Regions from separate parts of the Homo sapiens genome. Here region 2 is linked to region 1. The links are chromatin loops, found by intact Hi-C in ENCODE. Cell type or tissue: PC-3. All regions are shown on one strand. Each heading gives the region's core, and the rest is flanking DNA. Links, peaks and the distances in the headings are about the cores only. Region 1 overlaps BBS9 (Bardet-Biedl syndrome 9). Region 2 has its middle 57 kb from the start of FLJ20712.

Region 1 (8,000 bases), core at 1-8,000:
ACTCCTATTTTACAGAAGAGAAAATAAAGCCAGGGAGTAAGTAGAAAACCAGGAAATCCCAAATCTTCTGATCTACAACCCTTAGTTTTTAAAATTACCCCAGGTTACCAAAAAATAGTTCCCTCATTTTCGTAAGGCTCATGTTTGTTTTATCTTGACCTAGCTTTTCTGATAATGTCTGTCTTTAGTTAAATAAAGCTAATGTTTTTCAAGTATATTAGCATTTTAAGCAATCCTATTAACCAAACCAGACAGTCAAATTTATAAAATGAATTTCAGTAAGCATTACACAAATTTGGATATATTATAAATGATGTATGATTTTAACTTAACAAAAAATTTAGAATTGCCATTTAAAAGCACAAAATACACTGTATTTTAAAATTAGCACATCTAAAAATACTTAAGGACATTATACTGTAAGATTTGTCTACCTCACTGAACAACAGGCAATGGATACATCCAGAAAAATATTACATTATTTTAAAGTTTTCATATACCCACATAAAACATAAATGTCAACTCAGAATTTCAGAAAGGGGTGGGTTGATAGGAGATCAAATTTAAATTTTAAGTTTAATATTTCCATAAGTGAATGTAGGAACTTTACATTTGTTTAATATTTGGTGGGTCTCATTCTCTTCTGCTTTGGAAAACAGAATAGCTTAACTGTCTAAAATACTTAAAAAACATGATTTTAAAATTTTGTTTACAATCTGGTTGCTATAAACCCGATTGTACTAGCTGAAACTTGTTCCAGTGTAGAGGAATCTGATTAGCTTTATTTCAGACAAAAATAAGAGACTAAGAGAAGTGTAAAAGCACATCCTGGCTCACAGAGATACTGTATAAACTCACAGTCCAGAATCACAGAATTTTTAAGACTGGAAGGGATCATTGTAACAAGGAAATATTTTGGGACCCATTTCTCCCACTAATCTAAACAAGACAACTATTTTTTTTTTCTTTCACAAGTTTCCTAACTGAAACTGGATCTACAGAGCAAGATGCAGGCATTCCCCCTATCAAAAAGTTAATGTAGAAACTCCCTTTGCTATTTCACTTCTGCATACACAATGCCAGCACAATTGGTTACAAAAGGAAAATCTAAGCTGTTGCCTGTCTGTGTTTTGGTCTACGTGACGCTAAGCAAGGATTTTGGTTTGGTTTTGTCAATTGTCTGTCTGTTCAGCTGCACAATAGCCTCAATCCTCTGGCAGTGATAACTAAATACAAAGAGAGCCTGGGAATACCACTCCCTTTAAAAAGTCTTGGCAAATCTCATCAAACTACAGGTCTATTACTTTTTAGGCAGACCCTCCAGGCCTCCCCAGATCTATTTAGCTGAGCACACACCCTTATTTCACCCATTCACCCATTTTCTCCTAGCTTGTCCCTACTGTCCTAAGTCCTAAAATGTTTAACGTGCAAAGTGATTGTAGTTAATCTACTCACTCAGGTTTCCTTTAAATATTTCCTAACTTTAAATATCCATTTTTTAAAAAGTGGACAGAGTATGGCTTCATGACTGCTTCTTGAGAAGACCACTCTCATTTTGCAAAAAGAGCTGCCCATCCAACATGTGTCCTTTTGCCCTTCCTGGGTAACCTGAATTTGACTTATTCTGAGTAATATCCCTCATTTGTATGGAGTAGGTTTGGAAGAACCCACTCAGAATATTTAAATATTTTCCATAAGCATGTGCCTAAGTTCATTTTTTTAAACTTCATTTAACCGCAAGTAGAACTTACCACCACTTTTTCTGTCACTGCCAGAAATAATGTGAACTACATACATTAGGAACGTTTACAGTTTCAAATTCAGCTACTGTGATTTTCCAAGTCAATCTACTGTAATATTTTTTACAGTCACCCTAGAGTGTTTTCAGAAATATGCAGCCATTCATGGGGGAACATTTCTGATATCTAATAATTGTGGCAACTTAAGAGTTAAATTTACTCTGTGCCATCTTCCAATGCCACGTCTCAACTATATTACTGCATTTACAAACTGACATTATATTTCTTGTCAAAAAAACTTTACATATTTCCTCAATCAATGAAATGATTACAAGGAAAGCCTGACCAACTTCAAATGTAAATATATCTGGGATACAAAAGACAGTCATGGCTAATGATCCAAATTTGGAATATTTTATATGTTTAACACAAGGAGAACATTTCATAATAGGAGAAGCTAACAAGGAACAAGTATTATCCCAATAAAACATTCTTGTGTAATCAAACTAGAGTCAAGGTTTTAGATTTTGATTTAGTTTATTATTTAATAATTAACCTAGTGTTCCTACCCTACAAAAAAACTATACATCTTCATGTTTGAATATCATAAAGATGTCAAATAAAGAAATGAAATTAAAACGACCTTAGATATGGGAAGAATTAGCTTCACCAGCACTTAGAAAGCAATACAAACTGACTGCTGGTTGCTAAAATTAAAAACTGCAGAATTCAAACACTATTTCTGAATGTACTTGGTAATGAGATATGTCATGTGAAGTTAAAAGGGTCCAAACTAAAAGACTATCTTTTTAGGCAAATCTTCAAAAACCCCAGCAACATGACAAAGAAGAAAAAAATTAATTCTATTTCATAGGTAACTGTCAAATGCAGATCTCTTTTCTTCCCATTCAGAGTAAATATTTATTAACTCCATAAATAAAGTGTTATTGAACACTCAGCCTAATTTTTTAATTTTTGTTTCATTTTCATGAAGTCATATGGAAAATAGATACTGTGCCCGAACATTTAAATTGACTTCTGCTATCTTAGGGAAGAGCTAGTTGTCTTAGAGCGGAAGACTAGAAATTAAAAGCCTGGAATCTTTTTCTGAGAGTCTTACAAACTCTCCTGAGATGAATATGGAAATTATCCAAAGTTTTTTTTTTTTAAGTAACTTTGGAAAAAGTGGTGGATATGTTAAAGAATAATCTATTTTTAATAACAAAAATCAAAGCATTGAGGAAAGTATGTTTCCAAATTGAGCATTTTGATTTTGATAATGAACATAAAGTTAGGAATAGCTTTTAAAAATCATTCCACTGCTGTGGAAGACCACTTGGCTGTTCCTCAAAAAGTTAAACATAGAATTACCATATGATCCCACAACCCTACTTCTAGGTATATACCCAAAAGAACTGAATACAGGTACTCAAACACATACACACATGTTCATAGCAGCTCTATTCACAATAACCAAAAGGTGGAAATAGCCCAAATATCCATCAATAAATGAGTGGAAAAACAAAGCATGGTACAGCCACATAATGGACTATTATACAGCCATAAAAAGGAATAAAGTACTGCTACATGCTACAAAGTGGATAAACCTTCAGCACATTATGCTAAGTAAAAGAAGTCAGATGCAAAGATCACATATTGTATAATTCCAATTATATGAAATATCCAGAAAAGATAAATCCATAGAGAGAGAACTCAGACTGGTAGTTGCCAGGGTCTAGGGAAATGGGTTAATGAAAGAAACTGCTTATTGGGTAAGGCGTTTTACTTTGGAGTGATGGAAATGGTTTAGAACTAGATAGGTGTAGAGATCATACAACATTGTGAATGCATTAAATGTCAATGAATTCTTCGCTTTAAAATGATCAATTTTATGTCATGTGAATTTCATCTCAAATTATTTTTTTAAATGCTACATCACCAAAACTTCTGATGATATAGAGGACAGTAATGTTTGGAAAAATACAGACATTGACAATTCTATGTTTAAAAGTGATCCCAAATAGACTCTGAATGTGAAAAAAAAATTAAGAATACCTTGAACAAATTATTTTGCTTGTATTTTTCTTTATATGTCTATTTAAGTGTGATAAAACATAAAATTTTGTCTAAATCTTAAGAGTTTTTCAGTACATAAAAAATATTTAATAAGAGAAAATATTCATTTTAAAATCAAAATTATTTTCCCTTGTACCTAAAATGGTTTAAAAATCAACAATGCTACTTAAAGAGAAAACCCTGACAGGTTACGTCAATCAATTATGGGCATAGAAGACAGTTTTTGAAATAAACAAAGCAGTTAAAGATAAAGCCAAGAAATTCCAGAAACTATCTTAGGAGAATTTAAACCTTAAATTTCTACAGAGATATGAACATTACCCAAATGAAGGACTATCAGTTTAACGTAAATCACAATAGAACTCTTTTAGCCAGGTTCATCATTATGCAGATTTTCACACACTTCAGAACAAATTATCGATTTGTAGACAAGGCAGGATTAAGTGCCTTTCAGCTGTAGGAGGCTATGAAATAAAACTAAATAAAACTACATATGGTAAAAAGTGTACAATAACAAAGTCGCTTTAAAGTAACAGTAGTCTCAAACACCATCAGTATATTATAAAAGCAATACATTTTACAATCCATGTTATTGCAGGTTTCATTTAACTTATAAAGATTCATTTTGAATTTCAATATTACTTGGGTAATTAGAATGTTCCATGTAAGCTCAAACATAAGAAAAGAATTTTTAAAGTACACTTATATAATATATGGTAAAGACCAAGTTTTAAAAACTGGTCTCATTAACAAATTAAGCTTAGATTTTGGAGTTTAAAAAACTAAGTGCCAATAAGCACACCTAATGCCCAGATCTTGGTTTCTTCAATAAAAAGACCAGGGCTCCTTGGAGAAATGGCTGATTCCAGCAGGGGGCAAGAGATATATAAGACAAACCTGGAGCAGCATGTAGTGCCAGAGAGTAAGGAAGTGCTCAAAACAAAAACTCATTTTCAGTGCAAAGGCACTGAAATGAGATATTTTGAATATCTGCTTGCACAAACTGGCTATGAATTTGTAGAGACGGGCCACTTCTTTTAAATGCCTTTTAATTTCTTCCTATAGAGCAGAGCTTCTCAACCTCAGCCCTGTGGACATTTTGGGCTGGATACTTGTTTGCTGTGAGGGCTGCTCTGCCCTCTGTAGGAAGTTTAGCAACATCACTGGCCTCTACTTACTAGATGCCAATGGTATCCTCTCCCTTCTCCCCAGCTGTTACAATCAAAAATGCCCCCAGACTTTGCCAAATGTCCCGGAGTCTCGATCATCCCACTCCCAATTGAGAACCACAGCTCTAGAGAAATTTCCAAAATGCTGAGCAAAATAAAACATGATAGTTAAAACAAGCAGAACAATACCGCAAGATTCTGGCTGGCGTTAAAGAACAAGCAAAGGGAAGAGGGATCTCAATGGAAAGGAGTTCGTTTTGTCTTCTTGAGTGTTTATTTTCTTCTTTCCTCTTCAGTAATTGGCAATAAGGCCCTTTTAATAACTGGTTTAACACTGTACTCCTGATCCCCTAACTTCATTCCCACTGCTGCCAACAAGCCTCATGGCAGAAAAGAAAAAAGCCCTAGTGTTTGACACATTTCACAAAAGCTGTCCTTCAAAGACACTTGGTTGAGAAGTAATTTAATTAAAGACAAGGACAACAGCCTGCCAGTTAAACTCAGAAACACCAAATAAGGAGGGTGCTACAGTTTCTGGAATCCCATCTTTTCTGCTACTAATAAAACTCACTGAGCCCAGAGTACTAAAAGAATTGTCATAATGTATTCGGGGTGTGAAACTGAGAAATGTTCACCTATTCCAGTGAATCACTCTTCCATAACATTTGAAAAGAAGTGCAGTGTACTCCCCTTGGGCAAACACCTGTTTACAAACAGGAACATACAATTAACAGAGACTAGTTCCTTTTACACCCTGTGCCAAATTCACTGTAACTCATTTGGCTTCTGCCAGAATTGGATTCTAATCCTTTGTTCTAGACCATTAGCTATAATCTTTAGCTTCTTGTTTGTTACTTATTTTAGCAAAAAGCAGAGAAAGATTTTCCGCAAAGAAAAACTGGCACAGAATAGTTAATATAAACACTCCCCAAAGTGGTAAGGTAATCCACAAATGGACTAGAAATTTAAATGAAAGTCTAATTATATATACTGATACCATATACTCTCAAAGAAGAAATCTATGGAACAAATGAACAAACAGGTACATTGGGATGCTGTTCTGAAAACTTTATTCTCAAAAATACTAAAAGAAGCCTGTTTTTATCTTTTACATTTTTTCTCTCATTCAAAAAATCAACTTTTTACATTTTTCAGATGTGTTCCATTCAGCCTTTCCTCGGATGACTTTCACATTTCTTCTTAAAGAGTGATATAAACAGTTTTGCTAAATCAGACATTTTCTATAATAAGCATTATTCAAAAAACAAAAAAGTGCACAGAGTCATCCAGGCCAGACAACTGTCTCTTTTTGTCTCTTTTAAAAGCACACCTGAGGACTCCATTTAAATTGGATAGTGCTGATCTCAGAGCAGAACCAGCTAATTGTCTCAGAGCTAAAAGACTAGAAATTAAAAGCCTCAAACCTTTTCCTGATCCTGCCACTTGCTGTGTTACTTGAACGTCACTTAACCTCTTCGGACTTTTATTGATCTATAAATGGCAACTATTTGGCAAACGATAGGGTGATTTATGGAATGGGCACTTTAAGAGCATTGACTAAAAGTGGTTAAATTAAAAGTTAAGTTGTATTTTTAAACTCTAAATAGAGATATTGAGGTCTTTAACACTCTTTTCAGACACAATTTCCTGAAAGTTTCTTTTTTACAGATAAATATATCATGCTTCCAGACAAACTAACCTTGAGTTCAAAATCATCAGCTAGCTAAGGAAAATTCAAAAGACTTTTCATCCTAAGATACCATACATGTTTTCCATATATTCTGTGAAGTATTTTAGTGTAAATTATATCTTATTCCATCAACAAGTAAGTTTCAGAAGGTATCTGATCTCTCAACATACAGAAATGAATACGGTGACATTTCTCATTGAGTGACTATAGTGACAGTGCTTATTAAAACAATAACATGACCAAGACCCAAGAGTCCTTTTTCTTTGGTACAGAGAAAGTCTTAAAATCTTACCCTCAGGACAGGTGGAATAAAGGTCCTGAAATCTTCCTATCCTATTTCTCAATATTAAGAGACTAGTTTTGTAGAAGCGGAAACTCCTCTACATAAGCATAAGCTAATTTATTTCATTCTTGACGTTGTTCTTGTACCTCAGGAAAATATGTGGTCTCTTGCCAATAACACACAGTATTATAAGGCTGATTGCTTCCGTGACTCATTAATCAGCATGTCCCATGCATCTTCCAGAAAGATGACCCTCGGTGTAAACAATGTCTAAAGAGACCCACAGAAGCCAGAGAAGAGGGCAAAAGGGTAAACCCTAATCTCTCTCCCAAAGGACTAGCTTTAAAATAGTCTGACGTACACGTATGGCCCCCTCTTAGGGGCCAAGTAGACATTTTCCACCTTGCACCATGGTGACCAAATCTCACCCCCACTTACTCCTTGTCCCACTTAATTAATCCTCATCCCACTTAATTAACAGTGCTACTCATTTGTTCTACAGATGTTTTCTATTTAGGAAAACCAACTAATGATCAGAATCAGTTATAAGAAGTTAATCAATAATCCTTCTATTTATGACTGATTTGTTCTATTTTAAAACTTGAACTGTTTGGAGATGTTACATCTTGTCACTTTTTAATCAAAGTTCCATCTGACACTCTGTAAGAGATGTAGGGATATTATTTAGTAGCATCCTACAACATTCATGGCTTTGTTATCCATGACAGCAAGCCTGAACTTTCCATTCTATCTGAAAGAGACACTTATTTACCCATATCTAGGATATAGAAAAAAAAATACTTAGGGGAGAGGGGAAAAAATGAAGAAAGTCCTCGTTTAAATTCAGGTTTTGTTTTTTTAACTCAAAAACAACCATAAAACCCACCTAGAACAAAGCAAAAGAGAGTTTTCTAATTACCACTTAAAAATAACTTTGTATTAGACTAATATAAATTAGTACAGGCACAGGTTTAAGAGGAAAGACTGAAGTGAAGACAGCATCTTATTTCTTTTATTATCTACCTTTCCTTGCATTCATTACA
Region 2 (11,905 bases), core at 1,731-9,730, 210 kb before region 1:
AACATAACTCAAAAACAGTTAACTTCAGTAACAAGAAGTTACTGAATATAATATTCCAGGACCAAATAATAAGTCTCATTTTTCCCCCTACAGAACAACTCTCATTTTCCCCCCCAACATAAATTCTGTAATAACATGATTATGCATACGTGTGTATACAGCACCTATTTTTCCTTACCATTCTTGGTCTTCCAGAAAACCATATATCACTGTTATTTATAAAACTGACATAGTACTAATATAGTAATAAAAATTAATAATTTTCAATTCCATACATTTATCAAAGATACATAGATTAATACTAAATTTCCTAGAGACTCCTGATTTAATGTACTCTCTTCCAATGTACGATTATAGCTCATCAACTATGGTTCAAACACAATTGGATTCAGAAAATGTGGTCACTCTATATGGAATGCCAGCTGAAGCTCTCTAAGCAGCTATAAGACCATAGGTTGCCCAAGTAGGCAAAATGTTAAGATTATCACGGTATGAACAAAGTGGTCACTCTTTATCTGCCAAGAGGTGCTGGAGAAGGCCAGCCCCAGAGACCAAAGACAGAAAGGACTGCAGGGTCTGTCCTTGCCCCTTGAGTTCGCCCTGTCTGGAATGGATTTCCATCTTGAAAGTGAGGCATCCAGGTTAGTTCAGGGGCAACAGATACATGAAAGAGACCATGTTCTTGGCTCTGTTAACCTTTCATAGTGGGTTCACAGGGACCCAGTGCCAGGGCACACAGAGGGCACGGCTGGAAAGAGCTATTCCCAGAAAGCTATTGATTCATATAAAGTGAATCTACAGGAAAACAGCCTTCTCCTCACTTTTGTATATCACGTAGCCCTTGGTTCACCTGGCCTGGAACCCCCAGCTTACTACAGTTTTGTGAAAACGACATTATGGACACCCTGGACAACTGTTCCATGGCATCCGGTGCCCAACAACTCTCTCTCTCCTTTTATCTAATTAACAACTAATAGAAAGGGGACCCAAGCCAACATATGAATCCGTCACGTGACATCAAACAGGAAGCCTCATCTCCTTCCTCACCTTATTTTGCCAGTTAATATCTACAATGCATTTCAAAATCTATAAAAAAGATGTTATCAATAAACCAAACATATTTATCATTAATCCAAAATAGATCAAGCATAGTACTGAGAATGAAGCATATTTTTTAATTCTGGCTCTGGGATCAAACAATAATTCATAGAGAAAGAGATCCCCAAACACCTGCTCCCTTTTGCCACAGCCAGGGGTATAATGAGATAGCAAGCAGGCGTGTAAGGCCCAGGAAGCCACAGATATTCCTGTCTGCCCAGCTCTTCGAAACGGCCACTTGCTGTAGGAAATCCTCAGAGACATTTTCTAGACTCTGAAGTCTCCTTGGAAATCAAAAGTTTGGTTTTCCAAATTTGGAAGTAGCCAGAAGCAGCAAGGCAAGCTTCTGCATAAGAAAAGAGATTTCCCAGGGAGATCTGCTGGGGAAGAGCGTGAGGACAGTTTTGAGGTCTTTGGAGAATGATGAAGCCAAATAAAGACAAAATCCTAAGTAGGATTCCAACACTCTAGCTAGGGGGCAGTATCCCTGGTTGCTCCTTTTGCCTCACATTCCTGCATAGCTCTGCAGGGCACTGCAAGTGTCTGGTCCATATTTAAAATCTTGACATTTTCTTCATCTTGGAATTTTGTGTTAATTTTGATTATTTAAAATATTGCAGTAAGATATTCTTTATCTTGTTTACTGAGTTTTTGACCCCCTCCTTGTAGGTTGCACCCAAAGCAAGTGCCTCACTCACTTCGCCCTGCACCTGAAGCCCTCCCTTTAAAGAATGTTTGTTGACCCCTGGCTAGAACATAAAGGAGGCCAACCGAGTTGTCCTTCTAGTGAGAAATAAAATCAGTAGTCACTGAAACTAAGCTCAAAGGAAAGGCAAAGAAAAATGGAAGCATAGTATGTCTTTTAACATCAGCACGATATTGTGGTTAAGACATTGCCAGTTGAGTCAAATAGAAGGGCAAAAGAGTCTCTCCCACTAGGTTCTGTAGCCATCGGCTTGGTTTTCACCTGGGAAAAAAACAGGCCTAGTGGAATGCATGAGCGAGTAATCAAGGTAGCATGAATATTCTGCAGCACATCAAGTGTGATACTCTCAGGCACAATCACAGTTAGCTATGGCCTCCTCAACCAAGCCCAATGCACTAACCCTCCCAGAAGGCCTCACACATCCCACTGGATTTCCATGAACCACTAAGCCTCTAGAGGCAGGGACATATTTGCCATATTATTGGTACTAAATTATTATGAAAGAAAGAGAGGAAGGGAAGAAGGGAGGAAGGGAAGAAGGAAGGAAGGAAGGAAGGAAAGAAAGGAAGGAAGGAAGGAAGGAAGGAAGGAAGGAAGGAAGGAGGGAGGGAGGGAGGGAGGGAAGAAAAGAAAAATTAAAGACAACAGGCTCTGCAGACAGAAGCCCTGGGCACTAATCCCACCTTGTGTGACCTTCAGGAACTCTCTGAAGTTCAGTTTCCTCATCTGTAAGATGGAGAGGAGAACAATAACTATTTCACAGGGTTTAGGAGAGGATCAAATGATAAACTGCTCCTGAAAGTGTTTCATAAAATGTAAGAATGTAGTTTAACAAAAGACTGTATTGGTTTAAGTGCTACTGAGAAAAATGCTGTATGGTCTGGAGGGTATTTTTGGAGGAAGTGAAAGTCTTTGGAGCCAAAATAAAAACAGTGAGGGAAGGTCATGAATGATTAAGGGAGGTGATTGTCTGTTACTGTCTATGGAAAACAGAAATCAAAACATAATTCCCCAAAAACAGAGAAATGAAGCTTTCAAGTATTGAAAAAAAAAAAAAACCATGGCAAGAGACCATGGTCCTCGTTCCTGCATAATGTGAATATGTTTCAGATTATAGGTCTAGTTTACTCAGGGCACAGTCAGAATCCCCCAAAAGCCATCATTTTCTCTGTTGAATGCTTTTCCAAATATGTAGTATTCAAAATAAATGGTCAGATGCCACACACACCACACACAAAAAAGGAGAGTGCTCGTGTTTTTAATAGCTTGTGAAATGCAGCCATGGGCCTGCTGGTTGGGGTTGAAAGGAAGTAGCCCATAAACAACTCCATCAAGCGTGACAGAGCATGTTTGAGCTCAGCTTCACACAAAGAAAATTATTCCACAGTTCCAAGTGCCTGGGACCCTCAAGCAAGATCACATCCTACTGGTAGAGACATAAGGTGCTTCAAGGAAGCTGCAATGATACCTTGTAGCCCCAGCCTGAGGACTGAGGTGTGAGATTTAAGATTTATAAGAAACGTGGGATCTATGGATTGCTTACTTACAAAACTGATAAAAAGCTTTACTGACAGTTTTATAATGTTAGAGTTTGAATGGAAGCTTACTGTGTAGGGAAACAATTTCAATTTAATTTGTTTTTGACCAATTAAATGTTCATAGGAAAAGATATGTCTCTTTGGGAGGGTAGGGGGAGTCATTCACTTAGATTCCTTCTCCTTGTACACAGAATTACCTCTCAAAGTTGTTACAGAATCTATTCAAATGAGTCGTTAGATCCCCTAATGAGATCTAATTCAATATATATTCAAGTAGACAGAATGAAAAGCCAAGATCTGTGTTTCATTCTTAATCCTTTCAGTTACTGCTGTCTGAGTATGTCTAAGTCCTTCAACATCTCTTCATCTCAGCCACCACCTCGGATAAGTGGGAGCCATGGTTCTCAGCCTCTGGAATGAGTCAACCTGGCTTAATACCAGGTGATGGCTCCTCTCTACCCTCAAAGGTGCATGAGAGCCATCTTGTCCCTACTATATGCCCCCACACTCTGGTCCAATGAGACCCAAGCTAGGGAAATCAGTTTCTACACATTTTCTATCAGATCTACGAGAGTCATTTTCTGCCACCTGGATAGGTAAACGGGCAAGACTGTTCCTCAGGAAAGAACAGACCATTTGACTACAATTGCCCAGGAGAGGTAGAGAAAAGACACCAAGAGGACAGAGATTTGGAGGCTCTCAGTGTCCCAGTTGTAGGATCCTTTTCTGAAGCTCAGCTGCCTCCCAGGTTCTTAGAACTCATGATGTGCTGCCAACATGAAATCAATAAAAGCCCCTAACTTGAATATAAGCTTGCTTAGGTCAGGTTAGATTTTCATAATTGCAGCCTGAAGAGCCCCAACTAACATAGTTCTGTAATATAAACCCTAAAACTAAATTAGGTAGTATTTGTGATGTCTAGCCCTATGTTCCTTACCACCACCACCTCTCTTTCTCTGTTTGTTGAATAAATCAGATTTATAGATGAGAAGACTGGAGAAAACCATAGGGAACATCTGATCACATTCCACTTATAGATGCAGAACCAGAGAGGTTAAGTGACTTGCTCAAAACCAGCTTGTTTACAGTGGAAAATTCCAGAAGCTTTCTATTACAGCCACAATATTTTAGGCAAACGTCTTACAGGTTTTCTATTTTTCTCTCTGCCTCTCTCTTTCTCATTGGGTAACCCTTGTTTCAATGTGCTCTGAGAGTGTGCTCTAAGAAACCTAATCTAGGAATTTAAGAGGTTGGGACAGAAATCCTATGCTACAAGTCCAGATACCACAGGGAGACAGTGCTTGGGGTAGAAACATGGTTTGCATGTCGGACTGCCTGGGTTCAAACCCAGCCCTACCACTCAGGAGCTACGTGAGCTTGGCAAGTTAAACTCATTTGAACTACATTTTTTCATCCCAAAATGGGGATGACAATGCCTGTCTCATAGGGTTGATGCCTGGTACCCCATCACATAATGTTGGCTATTACTTTTATTAAAGGGCAGACCATTTCAGCAGACAGAGAGAAAACTGCCACATACAAGACCTTTCAGCCTCATTGGTTATACCTTTTCAACAATACCCTCTGCCAAGCCTGAGAGAAGCATTACCTACCCACATGGTAAGAAAATAAAGCAGACACATTAGAGATTATGGGGAGCTTAAAAAGCCACATGCGAGACATTTACAATACACCCAACTGCTCCAAACAGATGTGTACCAGAATAGGTTTCGTTGTGCTTTTTAACTTACTCTCCTGATTTCTGCCTCCAGGTGACTGGGACACTCATTCACAGCTTGGAGCCAAACACTTTCACATAGATGCTCAGAAATACTCCACTTACTTCACGGCATTGCTATTTTAACTATTTGAGAAATTTATCTTTCATTTTGCCCATCCCTCGGGTCTTCACTTCTAACCTCAAACAAAAGCTCTCAGGCACTCCTTTCCTCCCTGACACTGACAGAGAAAGTAATTTAGCAAAGCGGATATTTACTTAAGTGACTGGGTGTTGATTTAAACGCTAGTGATAAATTTGTTGATCTTGCTCTAAAGGCTGTTATTCTTGGTAATGTAATTGTCATGGATCATAACTACAAGACAAAGTATAGCTTCAGCCCTCCTGCTTGTTGCCAGAGGATGGAATGTCAAGTGATGTTTTGACTATGGAGCATTTCCTGGAGAACGGAGAACAATAGACCCGTCTCAAGACGGGATTAAACACATAAGAAAACATGTCTTGAAATTGGTGGAAACATGGATCTACCAAGGAGTTATAAGACAGTATTTCTTTCATTCCTTTCTTTTGTAGCACTAAACAGCATTTAATTAATGATATTCAATGGCACCCCACTGCCTTCTGAAAATACTTTGCCTTCCTTTTCCTGTTCCACTAACCCACCACATTTTCTTACCTGTCTCTTTGCCCATGCTCTTTCCTCTCCCTCAAATCCTTTTCTTTTCTCATTTACTACACCAAGATCTAGCAGATAATTCCTTTTTTTTTCTTTTTTCTTTTTGACAGAGTCTTGCTCTGTCGCCCAGGCTGGAGTGCAGTGGTGTAATCTTAGCTCGCTGCAATCTCTGCCTCCTGGGTTCAAGTGATTCTCCTGCCTCAGCCTCCCAAGTAGCTGGGATTACAGGCGTATGCCACCACACCAGTTAATTTTTGTATTTTTAGTAGTGATGGGGTTTCGCCATGTTAGCTGGGCTGGTCTTAAACTCTTGACCTCAGGTGATCCGCTCGCCTTGGCCTCCCAAAGTGCTAGGATTACAGGCATAAGCCACCGCACCCGGCCTAATGGAAAATTCTTTATCATTCCTCAAGGGTCAGCTCAACTCTCCTCTCTTGGTAGGTTTCCATGAGAGTCCCAAACCAGTGGGAGATCCCTGCTCAGTGTTCCTAAAGCTGTGCTCACTGTAATGACCCCTCACTGTAAATCATGGACATACATGTCTGTTGTCCCAGTAAGCGTGAATTTCTTCAAACAGGGTTAACAATTCCTTCATCTCTGCATATTAGATGCTGAATAGTATTGTTGAATGAATGACTGAACCAGTTCGTGAATAATGAATGAATGGTCTTTATGCAGAAAAACAACAGAAATGAAGACAATATCTTGTAACCTAGACAAACCGGGAATTCTCTGACATTCCAGCCCAGCTGAAAGTGCCCACTGGGTTTACACAGGTCAGAGCAGTTACAGAGTAGAAAAAAGATTTACCTCTACTTTGTGAAAGCATTTGTTTTAGAAACAATCTGAGGTAACAGATCATATTTTCTGCATTCTCATTTTCTTGTTTCTTATTCCAAAGCTATTTTCAGAAAAATAGGATGTTACGTGATTCCAAGTTCATTTTTTTTCTGCTCACTCACCTCCCCAACAGAAAGCTTGGTCCTTAACTGGTCAGCACTAGAGAAAATCACAGTACCCACACCCCCTGCTCCACACACACACACACACACACACAAATTATATATATATAAAATTTCAGATGGATAATAAGCCAAGGTGCAAAGAGGGAAAATATTAAGCTATCATCATGAAGGTCTTATTTCTATTCCTGTATCAGACACAAATGGGAAGGCAGAAAGCACAGAATCACACTGTTACATGATACATGGGTATTCATAGGGGTTGTTTTGAAATAGCCCACCCTAAATCTTCCTGCATAAAAAACTCTGATCACACAGGTTGGTAAAACATGAAGAAACAACATGCTTTCAAAGTGAAGACCAATTTGGAAGTATCCACCTTTTAACACTGAACATGGAAATTACCTGGACTGGCAATATGGCAGCAGGCAAAATTAGAAAGTAGATGACCAATTTTCTTAGCAACTGTCCTGCTGAGAAGCTCTGCAGTTGAGGCTCATGCAAAAGGCACTGTGTCTCCATAGGACACTAGGCTGTCCATGGGTGTTCCTTCTCTGTGTCTGAGTCTGTAGGAACTCTGATGTAACAGGAATCCCTCTGAATCATTCCACACTGACAACCTGTACTGCTCATGAAATGCTGTCTTCAAGACAGACTCTGTAAGATCTTTCTGTAGGCCATTCCACAGCAACTAATCCAATCTGGGAGTGCTGGCCATGTATTGAAATGCAATTCAAATAACAGCACTTAAAGTACATGCCTGGCACTGTGTCAAGCACAGTCCTTACAAAAACTTGAGTCTTATAGGACTATTATCCCCATTTTACAATGAATAAACTGAGAATCAAAGAGACTGGCCAATTTGACCAGTCATAGAGCTAGGATGGAGTTGATCCAGATTGAACCGAGCCTGTCTAACATCTAGGCACATTTTCTTATTCGCTACATTTGGACAGAATCCATGGTCTCCACACTCAGTGTATCAGAATACAGAAAAAGCAGGCACCAGCTCTGCATGAAAACCTCTGTTTGTTTCATGACTGTTTCTAAGGACCCTCTCTCCCTAGAGATGAACAACCTTAGTCCTTTAATATTTCCTTATTCAGATGATATTTCATTTCTCCTTGTCATGATCATCAGTGTCATCAGAACTACCATTTACTAAGCCTGTACTATGTGCCAGATCCTTTATTATAATTCTACACAGTAAGCTTGAGAAACAACTCAATTAAAACATAGGCAAAGGACCTGAATAGACATTTTTCCAAAGAAGACATATAAGTGGTCAATAAGTGCATGAAAAAAATGCTCAAATCACTAATCATCAGGGAAATGAGAATCAAAACCATAATGAGACATCACCTCACTCCTGTTAGGAATCTACTGTCAAAAAAGACAAGAAATAACAAGGGCTGGCAAGGATGCAGAAAAAGGGAGCCCTGTACACTGCTGGTGGGTCCTAAATTAGTACAACCACTTATGCAAAACAGTATGGAGATTCTCAAAAAGTTAAAAATAGAACTACCATCATATGATCCAGAAACCCCACTACTGGGTATGTATCCAAAGAAAATGAAATCAGTACTTCAAAGAGATATCTGCACTCCCATGTTCATAGAAGCATTATTCACAATAACCAAGATATGGAAACAACCTAAGTGTCGATCAGTGGATGACAGATAAGGAAATTGTGGTACATATACACAATGGAATATTATTCAGCCATAAAAATGAAGGAAATCCCGCCATTTGTTACAACATGGGTGAACCTAGAGGACATTATGCTAAGTGAAATAAGCCAGACACAGAAAGACAAATACTGCATTATCTCACATGTGGAATCTAAAAAACTCAAACTCATAGAAGGAGGGTAAAATGGTGGTTACTAAAGGCTGGGGATGAGGGAAATGGGGAGACGCTGATCAAACTGTACAAACCTTCAGTTATAAGATGAATAAGTTCTGGGATCTAATGTACATCATGGGTGGTGAAGAATGTTTTAATTATTCTGATAGTGATAATCATTATACATTATATACTTAAATAAAATCATTGCATTGTATACCTTGAATATATTCAGTTCTTATTCATCAATTAAATATTTCAAAATTTTAAAAAGTCTGAGATGTTCATTATCTAGAAACGAAACGTTCAATGAGATGAGCTCACTTGCCCAAGCCCTGGTTTCCAGCAGGTGACAAAACCAAGATTCTAACTTGGTTGACCCTATAGCCCAGGCTTTTCTTGTAATTCCTTGCCACAGCTCCACAGTTAGAGATCTTGACTTCTACTCTAGGTCTTGTAAGTCCTCCTTTAGTCACAGAAACTCATACTGGACCCTCCACCCTGCCCAGAGCATGATGGAAAGATGACAGACCCACACACCAGCGCCATATGGGCTTTTAAAATTAGAATCAAAGGGGAGCAACATGCTCCAGGATAGACAATCACATTCCTGTTTAAAGAAACCAGACGGGAGATGACTACAGACTAGCAAGTTGAGGGGGATCCTTGGAAGGTGTGTCATATGCTGTAGAAAACTTCCCAAGCCCTTCCTGATTTTAAGGCATTTGGCTACTGACACTGGTTCGAATTTACTAAGTACAAAAATTTTAAAAATTAAAAAAATATAAAGCACTTGGCAAGCAACTTAGAACTTTCACTTCCTTAGTTTCCAGCCGAAACTTTGGCGTCACTGTGGTGGAGCTAAGTGGCCCTGGGTGGAGCGTCACTCAAAGGGTTCGCTTTGGAAGGGCAGTGGGAGAATGAGCAAGTTGAAAGAGAGGGGGTGTCTTGAAGCACATTTGTAGAGCAAGCACAATTTCATTTATTATGCACAACTGTATGCAAAACTATCTCAATTGTATAATTACTTATTAGATTAATTTTAGTGGGTGTTTTGGTGCTGGTGATAGGAGCTAGGGAAGCCCTTGAAGCCACCGCTTAGCAATGCCCCCCCTCATTCAAGGCATATGACCTTCCTGAGCCTCCATTCCTAACCTATAAAATGGAGATAAAAACACCCACTTCATAGAATTTTGTGAGGACTGAGTGAGTCTGCATATCCAGGGCTAATACACAGTAGATGCTCAATTAATAGTGGTTACTTATTAACCCTAAATTGAGTTAAAACTACTTATGGCTCCTCTTTCTCCTTCATGAAGCTGTTATTAAAATGTTTTCTCTAATACATATGAAAATGCCCGGACTATCAAACCCTGGTTTGGAGGACAGTTTGTTCTTAACGTTGACTAAATATTATACAACATCAAGGACCAAAAAGGATTTGAGGTGGCCCACAATAAGAAACACAATGTACGAAATTCATGAAGCCATTAAACGAGAGTGATGATAGAAAAGATTCCAGTAAAGGGGAGAGAGAGAAATGGTGCACAGCCTAGAGCAGCTCTTCTCTCCCTGCAGAAGCATCACTTGCCAACTTATTGGAATGCAGGTCCTGCCTCCCCAGGTCCCCGAGTGGAGCCCGAGATTCTGCCTTTCTCACCAGCTCCCCCCAACCCCACCCCCAGGAAGCAAATGCTGCTGGTTCACACTTTGTAGGGTGAAGGAAGTTAATGAAAGAGGACAAAGCTACTTTATAGTTCAAGTCAATCTTTCTGAACAAATGCAACATAGAATCTCATATGCAAATGCATTCTGATGACTTTTTTAATTAACAGAAAACTCCGGGGATGTTGGTGTGTGTCAAACAGTCCTCCCTGCTTGAACAAATGTTTTCTACTCCTCTGTCTCTCCCTTTTCCTCCAGGACCTTCTGGACCTGACACAGTGAGCAAGAAATCTGATGTGCCCAACAACCCTCTCTCTAAATGATTTCAAGGAAGAGGCAGCAAGCTGCACAGATACTGGAAATGCGTGATGTAACCTTTTACATTCAGAGAAAGGGCTGTCCCTAATTCAAGCCATATTTCACCCAATGAAGTAGACTTATTTAAAACTGGAAAACATCCAAAGAAGATATGAAATTCAATATATTTCAGTAGGTCGTGGCCTTTGCCTTCTTGTGGCCCCAATTACTTCCCTGTGCCCAGATGGGTCGTCCCTCTTTCCTCGTGCTGGATACTTCCTAATGCTCATTCCAACCTGAGCTCTCAAGTGAGGCATCTGCGGGTGAGAAATCTATAATGCACTTAAAGGTTGTTGAGAGCTTCCCAGGAGTCAGGCTATGTCCTAAAAGCTGTAATAGATTATCTCATTTAACCCACTGTGAGGACTCTACAGATGAGGGTGTTTATAAAGATGGAGTATATTATAAAGTCACACCTGTATTAGGTATCATCACAGGGATTCAAACTGCAGTCTATTTAGCCCAGGATTTCTCCACCTCAGCAAAATGTCAAGGGACATTGTGGCCCTGATAATTCTCTGTTACTGGGGGCAGAGGGGCTGTGCTGTGCATTGTGGGACATTTAGCAGCACCCCTGGTCTCTATTCACCAGATGTTATTAGCAACCCCTAATCCTAATTATGACAAACAAATATGTCTCCAGACATTGCCAAATATGCCCTGGGGGGATAAACTGCCCCTGGTTGAGACCATCCCAACCCAAAGCCTGAGCCCCTAATAAACAAGGACAGGCATTAGTTTTCAACACTTCACAAGGGCCTATTGTAGGCTGAACTATGTCTCTCTAAAATTCGCATATTGAAGCCCTAAACCTCAGTGGCTCAGAATGGGAATGTTTATAGAGGTAGGATCTTTATGTAGGCTGAACTATGTCTCCCTAAAATTCACATATTGAAGCCCTAACCCTCAGTGGCTCAGAATGGGAATGTATACAGAGATAGACTCTTTAAAGAGGTGAGTTAAAATTAGTTCATTAGGGTGAGCTGTATTCCAACCTGACTGGTGTCCCTATAAGAAGAGGAAATTCAGACACACAAAGAGATACCAGGGTTGCATACACACAGAGGAAAGCCTACGTGAGGACACAGCGAGAAGACAGACAGCTGCAAGCTGAGGAAAGAGGCCTCAGAAGAAACCAGCTCTGCTGACACCTTGACATTGGGCTTCCAGCTTGCAGAACTGTGAGAAAAGTCCTGTCGTTGAAGCCACAAGTCTGTGATATTTTATTATGATCACCCTAGCAAACTAATACAAGTCCCCGAAAGCCACACTCAGCTTTCTGTCTTTACTTTTCCATTTTGTTTAGAATATATCTTGGAA

The links. Peaks named below come from ENCODE experiments on the same cell type or tissue, not always from the same donor. Only the 100,000 strongest peaks of a DNase experiment are listed, where the experiment ranks them.
Region 2: a loop joins it to region 1, with 2.8 times the contacts of the local background. A loop is called at or near these places in 2 of 110 quality-filtered maps.

What each region holds. Positions count from the first base shown.
Region 1 is chr7:33,456,381-33,464,380 of GRCh38, reverse strand. The region is part of intron 19 of BBS9 (Bardet-Biedl syndrome 9); the gene reads right to left. Among named protein-coding and RNA genes, the nearest start is that of FLJ20712, 270 kb to the left of the region's middle. In PC-3, for the core only: CTCF peaks have their summits at 4,701 (motif pointing right) and 4,905 (motif pointing left); DNase peaks (open chromatin) are centred at 4,700 and 4,940.
Region 2 is chr7:33,662,887-33,674,791 of GRCh38, reverse strand. No RefSeq gene overlaps it. Among named protein-coding and RNA genes, the nearest start is that of FLJ20712, 57 kb to the left of the region's middle. In PC-3, for the core only: no CTCF peak of the experiment used is centred there; a DNase peak (open chromatin) is centred at 5,311; H3K4me3 peaks cover 635 bases; H3K27ac peaks cover 1,497 bases.